Regions from separate parts of the Homo sapiens genome. Here region 1 is linked to region 2. Evidence: chromatin contacts called from ENCODE Hi-C data. All regions are on one chromosome and are shown on one strand. Each heading gives the region's core, a stretch centred on a gene start or an enhancer-like site at or near the end of the contact. The rest is flanking DNA. Distances are from core to core; before and after follow the strand shown. Region 1 holds the start of NAA15 (N-alpha-acetyltransferase 15, NatA auxiliary subunit). Region 2 holds the start of ZNF330 (zinc finger protein 330).

Evidence for each region. A loop is a pair of places that touch in the nucleus more often than their neighbours do. Pooled maps may share reads with other maps.
Region 1: a map of ascending aorta shows a loop between it and region 2 (11-fold over the local background). The contact joins the promoter of NAA15 here to the promoter of ZNF330 in region 2. A Hi-C loop is called at or near these places in 2 of 168 maps with a recorded cell type or tissue (ascending aorta and naive thymus-derived CD4-positive, alpha-beta T cell) and 8 of 50 pooled maps.

The regions. Positions count from the first base shown.
Region 1 is chr4:139,299,956-139,306,584 of GRCh38, forward strand. NAA15 (N-alpha-acetyltransferase 15, NatA auxiliary subunit) reads left to right here and starts at 1,550. Exons shown (of 20, transcript NM_057175.5): 1 at 1,550-1,876. The coding sequence starts at 1,823. It overlaps NDUFC1 (NADH:ubiquinone oxidoreductase subunit C1), which reads right to left and starts at 2,522. Exons shown (of 6, transcript NM_001184989.2): 1 at 2,461-2,522. RefSeq lists enhancers at 941-1,060, 1,541-1,600.
Region 2 is chr4:141,215,863-141,222,792 of GRCh38, forward strand. It overlaps ZNF330 (zinc finger protein 330), which reads left to right and starts at 5,033. Exons shown (of 10, transcript NM_014487.6): 1 at 5,033-5,246; 2 at 6,504-6,629. The coding sequence starts at 6,510. RefSeq lists enhancers at 4,818-5,324, 5,325-5,829.

The sequences.
Region 1 (6,629 bases), core at 300-2,799, 1.9 Mb before region 2:
TTTGGATATGAAGCCAGAGATTTGGAAATCCAAGCTAAAACTATCAACTGCATTTAGACTATTTTTTCTGTCTTTCAATAGTTCAGACAGTTGAAAGATCTCTTGGGGCAGTGAATTTTGCAGGTTATTACTAAGTAACAGCTTAAAAATGAATTATAAGCTTGTTCTTAGTTTTATAAAGTTAAGGTTAAAATACTGGCCATATTTCAAACTGAAACATAGTTTCCTGTATATATGATTTTTCTCAAACTTTTGAAGAGAGATCACAGAATTTAAGGAAACTCCAGGATTTGACTGTTAAAAACCTTATTTATGACCCCGGTGAAGGGCGAGGACAATCAATATAGCAGCTACAAAACCCAAGTTTATATTGGGAAACATGTATCTCAACTCACACCTTTCAGGGACAGTTAAGAGAAGTTTGAAAATTAAAATATCTTTGCAAATAAATTTAAAACAGTAAAAAACACGCACATATTGTTTAATAATTCATGATGCAAAGAATGCTACAGAGTGAAATCAGGATTTGGAAAGAGGTAATCAAAAACCAAAGGTTAAAAGTGGCTCATATAACTTGAAAATTTTTAGATCAATGGAATGCCACTTTGAAAAAGTTTTACGGTCAGCTGTTAATGAAATGACTTACATTTTTGGAAGGACTCCTATTCGGTATGTAGTCTGACCTCGCCTACTCGAGTAGTTCCCTCTAGTATCCTTGCCAGTCTTTGGCTTCTAAGATCTGAGAATTTCTGGGGATGGGGAGTTCGAGTCACAATATTAAGAACTAGTTTGAAGCCAGCTCCAGGGTAGTCTGTCTTTAAGTCTCCACTACTCCGCTCCAAGGTGACTCATAAGGTCGGTCCGTCAACTCTGCATTATATGGCCTCAACAACGAAATTAAAACACATACTTTAACCTCCAGAGCCTCCTTTGGCAGTGCAAATATGTCACTTCGGATCTGACTAACTACCTTTCCAGGCTGATCTTAAGCAACATTCACCAAATTACCGATACGACAGCCAGGCCCATTTCATCGGTCAAGCTCTTTCACGATTTCCAGACTCTGTTAAGCCCCTTTCTCCCCAGGGCTGTTAACAAGTCTCCACTGCGGTGAAGCTTTTTTCATTTTCCACTCCGCCTCTGCTCCTTAAATTAGGCATTTCGTCCATAATCAACTACAGCGCTTCTCAAACACCTACACCTGTATTTTAGCACTTTGGGCTCAAACGATGATCACACAGTGTGCGAGACTCTTTCCAAGGAATGAAAGGTCGATCTAGCAGGAAGGCGCCAGAGAGGCTGTTTTTGATGAGGAGGCGGTCTGAACCGTACTTGCCTAGCCTCCCGTAGCTCCGCGGGCGCTTCGAGGGTACCACGCACTGAAATGATGGGCGGGGCCTGCCCCGACCCTCCCGGCCTCCACAGGCAGGCCAGCCTCCAGGTTTCCCGGCAAGCTCCGAAACCCAGAGGAGGTGGGGAAAGGAGGTCACCGCGCCTGCGTGTTAGGAAGCGTGACCCGGGTGGGAAAACCCTCCGCGTCCGCCATTTTGGCTGCCTCTGTCGGTCTGTTCAGTTACCACGTGAACCGCCGACGGAGACCCGTAGTGGGGGAGGCGGCGGCAGCGTTAAGTGAGAAAGGAAAAAAGACAACGAGGAAAAAGGAGGTGTCCGGGTAGGGCAACGCGGCGACACCCGAGGCCTGGTGGTGGCGGCGGATCGAGATATTCAAGGCTGAAGCAGCTACGGAACGGCAGCGGCGGCGGTCGGACAAACTGACTGACCGAGCCGGGTGGTGGCGGGAGCAGCGGGAGCAGCCGGAACGATGCCGGCCGTGAGCCTCCCGCCCAAGGAGAATGCGCTCTTCAAGCGGATCTTGGTAAGTGTGAGGCTCCGGGCAAGCGGTGGGGAGGATTTAGCCGGTAACCGGGCCTGTCACCCCTAACCTCGGCCCGGCGGGCACTGAGCCACTCCCGCCCGGGACCCCGCCTTCATAGCTCTCGTCAGGCCGAATGCATTGCTTTGCTCCCTCTCTGTGGTTCCTACTATGGCCCGCGCGCCAGGGACCACAGGCTTCTTCATTCCATCCCCACGCTTGAGGCCCTGGTTCCGGACTAGGCCCCGACCTCCCGGCTTCTAGACTGCCGGTTCTCATTCTCCCCGATCTGGGGGAGAAGAGGCCCGGCCTTTGGCGGGCAAGTGGGCGACACCGGCAGGAGTCGCGGCCCGGTTGGTGTGGGAACCCTGCTGGCAGGTCGGGGTGGCACCCTTGGAAGGAACAGGTGGTGCGGATGCAGCAGGCTCATTCATTGCCTAAACGCGGTTCTCCCTCCATCATCTGTCCCTCCCTCTTCCTCCTCTCTTGGGATTCACCTGTCTCCGCCCGGCCCGGGGTCACCCAATGACCTGAGAGGAGGGAAAGAAGGAGTTCAGAGAAGGAAAGAAAGCTTTTCAAACGACTACCTCCTTGTAGTCAGTTGCATACTGGAGTCTTCAGCTCCTCTGCCTCCGTTGTTCTCGTTTCTGGAGTAGGGATGAGGCATTTATTTCTTAGTTTCCGAGCGGGAAACAGCCCCACCCCGTCACTCTTCTCGGGAGGTGGGGCCCATTGCGAGGGGGCGGTTCGGTAGGAAGTAAAAAGTTGAGTCTTTAGTTGAAACGTTGCAGACCTAGACTTTTCTTATACACTGAAGTATATTAACACATGCAAAAACTTACCAGAGAAATGAGAATATAAGAACTTTTGAGATGGATTTTGTTGACGCTAGCTCAGACTTATTCCCTACGGTTCAAATGTGTGCAGTTTGTATTTTTTTAAACCATAAATGCATTGATGTTTGCAGGGACTGTTTACATTGTAAAATATGTCCTGTAGCCTTGGAGCTATAATTAACACATTGTAGCACATTTTTTGTTTGGCATTTAGTATGTGGGTTCCCCCTTTCACGCAAACGTTTCCTTATGATAGAATTAACTGTATTTGCCAAATTTAAGACTTTTAAAATTTGGGATGTGTGTGTGAAAGTGTTAGCCTTTTCCCCCGCAGTTATAATTTATTTCACCTGTTTGAAAAGTAGAACAACTCTGGGGATTCAGTTTTTCTAGAAATGAATAATCATCCATTTGAACTAACTTTGATTTTACAAAAGTGTCCATATGCCCTACAGATTTAGTGAATTCATTTTGAAAAACATTAGAAAGTCACATGCAGTGTCGCAAAACTGTTACCTTGAAATTCTTACTGGAATTTTGTTTTGTTTTAAGACTAAGAGTGTAGGTGGAGCTGTAAAATAGTTTTAGGAAAAAAGTTACTTTTAAACCCTTAAAAAGACTAATTGGTGTGCAGGTAGAACTGTAACATAAGTTTAGAATAGCAATTTATCTTTAATCTCTTTTTCACAATTCTTTATTTTGAAAAAAATGAAACTGAAAAGTTGAGAGAACAAGGAACACTCATAAACCTTTACTTATATTTATTTGCCATATATGCTTTCTCTCTCCCTATGTATATGTATATATACATTTGTATAAAAGTAAGTTGTAGATGTAAAATTTATCTCTAGGCTGGGCACGGTGTCTCATGCCTGTAATCCCAGCACTTTGGGAGGCTGAGGCAGATGGATCACTTGAGGTCAGGAGTTCGAGACCAGGCTGGCCAACGTAGTGAAATCCTGTCTCTACTGAAAATACAAAAATTAGTCAGGCATGGTGGTGTTCGCCTGTAGTCCCAGCTACTAGGGTGGCTGAGGCACAAGAATCGCTTGAACCCGGGAGGTGGAGGTTGCAGTTCCAGCCTTGGCAACAGAGGAAGACTGTCTCAAAACAAAAACAAAAAACTTCATCTCTAAATACTTAAGCAAGCATCTCCTAAGAATAAGGACATCGTCTTGTATACTTATAACAATCATTCTCTAATATTGTCTAATATCTGGTTCATATGGAGATTTTCTCAAGTGTTAGCACTTTTTTTTGTTTGTTTGTTTGAGACGGAGTCTCGCTCTGTCGCCCAGGCTGGAATGCAGTGGCGCGATCTCGGCTCACTGCAAGCTCCGCCTCCTGGGTTGACGCCATTCTCCTGCCTTAGCCTCCCAAGTAGCTGGGACTACAGGTGCCCGCCACCACGCCTGGCTAATTTTTTGTATTTTTTAGTAGAGACGGGGTTTCACCATGTTAGCCAGGATGGTCTCAATCTCCTGACCTAGTGATCCGCCCGCCTCGGCCTTCCGAAGTGCTGCTATTACAGGCGTCAGCCACCGCACCCGGCCAAGTGTTAGCACTTTTTAAATAAATCAAACTTTTAATTTTGAGAAGACTGTAATAATCACGTAGTTTAAGGAATAATACAGTGCACTTTACTCAGTTTTCCCAACACTAATACCTTGCAAAACCATGGTTCATTATTATAACATTGATACAATCCACCAGTCTTATTCAGATTTCCCCACTTTACTTGTACACGCGTGTGAGTGCTCGCGCACGCGGGTGCAGTCATCCCTTGGTATCTGTCGGGGGTTGATTTCAGGATCCCGCGAGATTCCAAAATTTGCAGGTGTTTGAGTCCCTTATGTAAAGTGGTGTAGTATTTGCATATAACCTATGCGAATGTATACTTTAAATATCTCTAGATTACTTATAATACCTAATGCAATATTACTGTTATATAGTTATACTGTATTTTAAAAATTTGTATTTTTTATTGTATTTTTAAAAATAGTTTTTACCTATGGATGCAGACACCAAGGATAATGAGAGCTGACTGTATTTACTTCTATGCAGCGTTATCCCATGTATAGATTGCACCACTACAATTAGGCTACAGAACAAGTTCCTTCAGTCCAAAGTACCCCCCTCTGTTGCCCTTTTAGAACCACATCCATTATCTCTCCCACCGCCCTCCCATCCCCTCTCGCTGCAGGCTCCAGCAACCGGTACATGTCCTCTATTTGTATAATTTTGCCATTCTTTTGGGTTTAGAGATAGAGTCTTCCTCTGTTGCCCAGGCTGGAGTGTAGTGGCTATTTATAGGCTCTATCAAAAGGGCACTGTAACCTCAAACTACTGGACTCAAGCAGTCCTCCCGCTTCAGCCTCCGGAGTAGGGGGGATCACTACAGGGCTACTACATCCAGCTAATAGTTTATTCCTTTTTATTGCCAAGTAGTATTCCATGATATGGATGTACCACAGTGTGTTTAACCATCCATATAATAGCAATTTTTGATTAAACATCTTAATTTTTTTGTGGTAGTGTTAGTGGGGCAAAAACCTGTAAGTTTATTGCCAAAATCACAGTGCTGAAGATCTATTGATAAGTTATATGTGAGAGAAATGTGGAAGTCACTAAATGAAGGAAGAGTAAAGGAGCTAAAATGTCCTTATTGTTCTCATACATTAGGAATGAAGAAAGTGTTACTGACCAAAAGGATAGTATTGATTTTTTGAAATTGCTTCTGTTTCTTGAGATTTGATAGTAAGTTAGTGCTTTTAAGATTTTTTTTTTTTTTGCCCGGTCTGATAAAGGAAATGTTGGACATAATGTGATGTGTGTGCTCTATGTAATCAAGTGTTGCTAGGTTGGTAACTTGTTGTTTTTTTTTTTTTTTGAGACGGAGTTTCGCTTTTGTTGCCCAGGCTGGAGGGCAATGGCATGATCTCGGCTCACCGAAACCTCTGTCTCCCGGGTTCAAGCAGTTCTGCTTCAGCGTCCTGAGTAGCTGGGATTACAGGCGTGTGCCACCACACCTAGCTAATTTTGTATTGTTAGTAGAGATGGGGTTTCTCCATGTTGTTCAGGCTCGTCTCAAACTCCCAGCCTCAAGTGATCCACCCGCCTTGGCCTCCCAGAATGCTGGGATTACAGGCCTGAGCCACTGCTCCTGGCTGCTTGGTAACTTGTTAAATCATTCCTGCAGCATTCAACTTTTGAGCTGCTACTTTGTTAGTTGTACTGTACTTGTTATGATAAACTTAAGTAGGAAATACAGTTAGTTTGTATTTCAAAATAAACATTTTTTTCCTTAAATTTTTAATGGAAACCTGCTTTACACATAAGTTTGCAAAAATTTTAGAGTTTCTGCAGTGGATTTGCCTGGCTTGATCTAGTCTAGTTGATCTCTAAAATTCAGTTTTGTTGTATATTTTTCTCTTTTTTCCAATATTACTCTTCTGTTTTCTGACTAAAGCATTGTCCTAAGTTAGTCAAAATGCTTGCATAATGTTTCTTGCTGATAATTTGTCTAGAAAAAGGATGGGATGAATTTAATGTGACATATACTATGTAAGAGTTTATTTTATTTTGTTTGTTTTTTGAGACAGTTTTGCTCTGTCACCCAGGCTGGAGTGCAGTGGTGTGATCTTGGCTCACTGCAACCTCCACCTCCTGGGTTCATGCCTCAGCCTCCCAAGTAGCTGGGATTACAGGCGCCTGCCACCACACTCGGCTAATTTTTTTTTTTGTATTTTTAGTAGAGATGGTGTTTCACCATGTTGGCCAGGCTGGTCTTGAACTAGTGACCTCAAGTGTTCTGCCTGCCTCGGCCTCCCAAAGTGCTGGGATTACAGGCATGAGCCACTGCACCTGGTCCTATGTAAGAGTTTAAGGAAGACTTGTGTTTGCCAGAAGCTGGTTTTTTT
Region 2 (6,930 bases), core at 3,783-6,282:
ACCACAATTATTATTTGTGGAGTGCTCAAAAGATGGACAACATAGGTGTCTGGATTTAGGAAGTGCTTTTATGAGCTAGAAGTTTTTTAAAATTTTATTGTGGCAAGAATGCTTAACAGAAGGGCTGCCCTCTAAACAGATTTTTAAGCGCACAGCACAGTATTGTCATTTCTAGGAACAATGCTGTAGGTCTGTAGAACTTATTTATCTTGCGTAACTGAATTTTTTTGCCGATTAGCCCCTCTCCATTTCCCCTTTACTCGCAGACGCTGGCAACCACCATTCCACTCTCTGCTCCTATGAGTTTGACTATTTTAGATACCCACATATAAGTGGAAGCTTGTAGTATTTGTCCTGTGTCTGGCTTATTTCCCTCAGCATAATGTTCTTAAGTGTTCTTCAGGTTGTTGTGTATGTCAGGAATTATTTATTTAATAAAAAGAAGAAATTCCTCCTTTTTAGAGGCTGAAGAATATTGCATTATATATACATATACATATGTGTATACACACACACAAACACACACACACAGCAGATAGCATTAGAAAAGGAATTATTTGCAGAAATAAACAAACTTTAATTCCTGAAAGAAAGCCAAACTGAGATACACTTAAATGGGCAAGTTAAAGAGTCCTATATTCCAGAGCTCTCCAAAATGTCCTGGAACATTTGTGTGCTGCCAGTAGGGCACAAGTGTGGCTGGACCTGAGTCAGGGCCCAGAAATGAAAAAAATCCTCTTGCTTCTAAGAATAATATGTGAGAAGTGCCTGTCAAGTAAAGAATACTTTTCAGAAAGATAAATGAACAAAGATTTTACCTTTCCACAAAAAGAAAAAAAATGAAAAGGGGAAGAAAATTACAGAGTCACCTTTCATAATAAACAGACCTGTCCTGTTTTTCCCTGTGTGACCTGTATTATTTTCTATTTATGTCACAGCAAGTAAGTGTTTGGGAAGAACTGCTATAGATGGCTTATTTTAAGACTTTCATCCATACTTTCCTGCCTCTATTTTAAGATTTCTTTTAAAACCTTGTAGCAAAATGAAACATGCATAAATTACATAAATTATAATACAGATTGATGAAAGGTCACAGATTGAACACAGTCATCATAAGTAGGATGTTTTCATTACCTTTACTCTAGAAACTCTGCTTGTGAGCCTTTGAAGTCACTACCTTCACCCAAAGGTAACCTCTATCCTGACTTCTAATCAGATTAATTTTGACTATATTTAAACTTTATTTAATTAAATCATGGTGTTCTTTTTTTCTTTGTGAGATTTGTTTGCTTAACATTATGTTAGTGACATTCATCCATATTGTTATGTGAGACTGTAGTTTGTACACTCTTGTTAGTGTATAATATTAATATTTTATTATATGAATATGTCACCATTCATTCATTCTCCTGTTAAGGGATAATTGGGTTGTTTATAGTTTTGGAGATGTTGCAAATAGTGCTACCATAAATACTATTTTACGTATATATTTTTTATTTTATTTTATTTGAGATGGAGTTTTGCTCATGTTGCCCAGGCTGGAGTGCAATGGCAGGATCTCGGCTCACTGCAACCTCAGCCTCCCAGGTTCAAGCAATTCTCCTGTCTCAGCCTCTCAAGTAGCTGGGATTACAGGCACCTGCCACCACACCTGACTAATTTTTGTATTTTCAGTAGAGACGGGTTTCACCATATTGGCCAGGCTAGTCTCGAACTCCTGACCTCAGGTGATCCACCTGCCTCCACCTCCCAAAGTGCTGGGATTACAGGCGTGAGCCACCATGCCTGGCCTATTTTACATATATTGTAGTAAATACAGGTATGCATTTTGGAGATATATATATATATCCTTTAACACATGAAGCTAAATAATGTTCAAAGTGGTAGTCCATTTACAACCCCCAAAACTGGATGAGAGTTCCAGTAACTCCACGTCTTTACCAATAAATACTTGGTCGCTGGTATTGCCAGTCTTTTAATCTTAGCCATTCTGGTGGCTGTTGAGGATTATTAATATATATGTTTTAAAATTAGTATTGTTCTGAAAACTAAAAGTATGGCTAACACTCCACATCATACATCTTTTCTTCCCTCTCCAGAGGTAACCATAATCTGAAGTTAGTAACATTTCCAGGCATCTTTTGGTACTTTTACAAGGTATGTGTGTGTGTGTGTGTGTGTGTGTGTGTGTGTGTGTGTGTGTGTGTGTATTCGTAAATGATAATGTATACAACTGATTTTTGCTTTACAGTTTTACATATGCGGCATTCCAATTTGATTTTTCACCAAATATCTCCCCCAAATTTAGGAATTAGTCCATATTGATGCTTATAAAGTCTATGAATTTTAATTGCTATATAGATAGCATGCAATTTGTTCCTTTTCCTAATAAAAGATAGGTTGCTTAAAAATTTTTGCTGTTGAACTGTGCTATGGTATCATTGTATATTTGTACGCAAATTTCTTATGGTAGAAACCTAGAAGGACAATGGTTGAATCTTTAGTTTTGCACATATTTACGTTTACTTAACATTGCCATGTGGTTCTCCAAAACAGGTTTAACATTTATACTCCCAGTAGAATTGCTTAAAATTTGTTTATCCGCCTTTCACCAATACTTTGATCTGCCAGGCTTTTACATTTTGGACAATCTTATGGGTGTCATTTATTCTGTATATAAATCTTTTGTCAGTTACATGGGTGTCAAAATTCATTCCCCTCATTTTCATTTGCCTTTTTACTTTATGTCTTTAATCATCCTGAAGTTTTTAAATTTTATTGAATTCATTGTTCATTAAATTTTTTGTTTTTTTGTGTGTGTCTTAATAAATCATTCTACTTTAATATCATAAAGGCATTCTCCTATGTTTTCTTAAAATAGTTTTATTTTTGCTTTGTATATTTAGGTCCTTCCACCTAGGACTTATTAAATATGTGCTGTTAATAGGGATCTAATTTTATCTTCCTCCATATGGATCGCCAATAGTCTTTGCCTCATTTATTGAATAATACCTGTCTTCTTACTGATGCTAATGCAACCCATACCATTTGCCAAATATCCAAATGTATGTGAGTCTGTATCTAGGCTTTCTATTCAGTTGCATTTGTCTATTTGCTGACACCTGAAACTATGCAATATTGTTTTAATTACTAGAGCTTTATAATAAATAAAAGTATCCTTCTGCTTGTATAACTAAAATGGTCTGGGCTTTTCAATCTTTAATTGTTCCTATGAATTTGAGAGAGCAATTAACCAAATTCCATTAAAAAAATCTATATGAGGATTTGATTTGAATTGCATTGAATTTATAGAATATTTCAGTTCCTTATAATTTTCATATCCCAAATTGCTTATTATAATTTTGTCGTTTTATATAATGTTTTAGATTTACCCTATATATTAAATAAATTGATTATTATTACTTTTTGTATTCCCTCCTGCCTTTTAAATTCCATTTTCATCTTGTGAAGACTGCCCTTTGAAATTCTTTCACTGAGTATCTGTGAATAGTAAAGGTTCTTTGTCTTTGTCAGAATATTTATTTTGCCATCACTCTTGGTAGTGAATACTGGCAGGCACTACCCAGATCCCTCTTCCTCAATGAAAGACTTATTTCCTGAGCTGCTGAGAGTGCAGCAAGCCAACACAATCCAGCTCTTGGCCATCTTCAGGAGTCCTTTAACCCAAGGTTGCACTCTTCTCCTTTGGCAGCGTTCATCCAGTGACTAAATGTCATAGGTGTATAAAGGTCCAGCCCAGTTCCCCTAACTCAAGACAACTCTGAAGGGATATCCCAGATTCAAAACGAGGCCTTCACTGAGACGTCACTGCAGGTCAACTCTTCCCTCTGCTCAATCCTGCTTCCATTTCTCCTGCAGATGTTGTTCCCCAAAGCATTCCCTAACATACTCATTATACTCTTCTCTGACTCAGAGTATGCTTCCTGGGGAAGCCAACCTAAAACAGTTGGTGTCAGGAGTGGTTCAAGTTAGGCTAAGATGGGATTTATGATTCGAATCACAGGCCATGTGACTATCAATGAGGACCCCCTCGGTGGTAGGTGTAGGACACACAGACCTCGGCACAAGGTAACAGTGCAATAGTTACAACTTTCATCAGTAATGAAACTGGGGTGGTATTCTAACGTAACTGGGGTGGTATTCTAATTTATATACGAGTAGGTAAAATGTATCAGGCATTTGAGAACTATGAGGGAAATAGTAACCTTAATGACAGTGGCATTGACTGTTATTGCTAAGTAAAATTGATTCTTTGAAAATAGCAAAAGGCTGAGATGGTTAATTGGCTATCAAAATCTAAGAGTAAATTCCAGAAGGCCTCTTTGGTCCAAATAAAGAGGCTTTTATCTCCTGCAGGGGGAGGGCAGGAAAAGCACAGGAATAGGCCTGGTACTGAATCCTAAGTGCGGCAGAGCTCCGAAAGAGATTAGGAAACCCAGCTTGGTCGGCTATGCAAAGGTGGAGGTGCTTGATCGGAAGGAGATTCTGATGCAGGGGGAGGATCATCAGGTTTCAGTTAAAAGCAGGCAGATTACACATTAGAGGTAGAGAATGTGGGATGATTTGTTCACAAAGGAATGGAATCCAGAGGGCATAACAGAAATAAGAGACAGGGGAGGCTGGTACGGAAGTTCATCAGGCAACTGAAGGCACAGTTTGCGCAGCAACCAAGAAAAGGTGGGATGTGAGGCACGCAAGATGTAGAGGTGGGGAAAGGTTTCCAACAGAATTCAACATGAATTTGCTGTTTGAGTCAATTGATCCAGTACCAAGTCTGTGAGTTCATTTTCCTCTTCCTTTTAGATTTCTCCTTTTTCTAAAAAAGTAAAACTGAGGGGGCCTTCCCCTGCTTTCCCTCCTTCTGCTTCCCTATTTTCCCTCGCATTCCCTTCCTTTTCTGCAGATCCTCTGCTTAGGAATGGGGCATTGGCCCCCGCAGGAGTGGGCGGGGAAGGGGCGGAGCGAACAGAGGTGGGCGGCTCCCGTCCTATGACGTCAGCCGTAAGGCGCTGCTGTCGTAAAAGGACGTCCGGTCCGTCTCCTAGTGTCCGGAATCGGCTGTCAGCCTCCCTGGCTGTTAGTACCTTCTTTCCCGGAGTCCTGGTCCACGAGTTGGATTTACTGCTGTCGCGGGTGGGCCTCACGCCATTCCCTGTCCCTCGGCCCCCTGAGTGAGTCCGGTCTCCCGGCGAAAGTGAGCGAGGTTTGCCCGGAGCGCGCACGAGGTAGGGTGTCCCGCGGGCGGGTGACGGTTGCGGGTCCCCGTTGCGGGTCCCCGAGCCGCCTGGCACCTCCGCCGCTTCTCCCCTGGACGCCCCTCCGCCCCACTGGGTCCTCCAGCTCCAGGCTGGACTCCTAAAGCCGCAGTGCCCCGTGCCTGTTTCCTCATTTGGTGACACACGCAGTGCATGCAAGAAGTTGGAGTGTTACCGGAAAAGGGCTTGAACCCGTATAAGGCTGAGAAGAAGATTCACTCTTTTGAGCGTGCAGAACAAACTGGAGGGAAAAAAAAATGAGATTTAACTTTATCAGAGGATTCAGAGGATATCTCTGAGGACGCAGAAAGTTAATCCGCATGATCACCTCGTGATTATTTTCTGAGGTTCTTTGGCCAGGGCAGCACGCCCTCTAGATTTTGTCATTTTACATATTGGAATGGTGCCTTAGTGGTCTGGGCGTTACGTTACCGAAATAACCACCTATTAAATCTGGCTATTTTTCAGTTGCTACCGTACTGCTTACCACCTGTTTTGTTTTTTTTTTAATTGAGCATTCAGTTCAGAAAACTTCAGTTTAGAAAAATCTTGTATTTCAACTAAATGATGAAAATTAAACATACTCTTAAACGTAAATTTGAACCCCGTTAAAATTACATGCTCACTGCGTGTAGAGGGAAGAGCATTTGTTAAAGTCAGAGCAACTAATACCTTAAATATCTTCAGAATGTTTTGACTTTGTAGTTAATAAATAGTGTTATTTGTTGACTGTTAGATGTTTTGTTTACATATTACATAGGAAAAATTAAACTTGTTATACTTAAGGTGTTGGCAGCGTCAGGTCATCTGAATATATAGCTCAAAAAAGTGATATAAACTGGCTAAATAATGCTCTTATTAATGATTTTTTTGTTTTTGCTAATGATACATGATTCATTTGTTTTAATGAGGTGCAGAATACTTTATCATTGGAGAAACTTTTTTCTTAGTGGGAAAAGAAGACTAGTTTGTCTTTTAGGGTAAATTTTTTTGACGTTTACATTTTTAGAATCGTTAGTGCCAATAAATGCGTTAAGGATCACCCGCTTCATTTGGAATAATATGTGCTTAACGTTTCATAAGGCTTAGAATGTGCTTAACTATCGAAAGGATAGAGTTTAACATTTAACAAGAAAAAGGACACTTTGTTATACTATTTCTTAGTTTATTAAAATAGTAAATGCAGTCAGTCAATTATATCTTTTCTGTTCTCTTGTGTCAAAATAGGGGAAAATGCCTAAAAAAAAGACTGGTGCGAGGAAGAAGGCTGAGAACCGCCGAGAACGTGAAAAACAACTAAGAGCATCAAGAAGCACTATAGATTTAGCTAAACATCCATGTAATGCCTCAATGGTATCAGCTTTTTTTGATATCAGTTGGTAGTTGGAAAAACTATATACTATTTTATCTGACGTATACCTGAATAAAATTTTAGTGAAGACAGTGTTTTTGCATATAGTTTGTTGCTGAATTTAGTATCTCTGGCACGTCTGTTGATTTCACTGAGTGGCAGTGATTGTTGTTGGATTTTATATTATTATAAAACCTAGCATATTACTTTACATACTGTTGGTGATAAAGGTAGATATTGGACAAGAATAGATAATAGAAACTTTCATCTTCCAGTTTCTTTAATGCCTTAGTCTTATTGGGT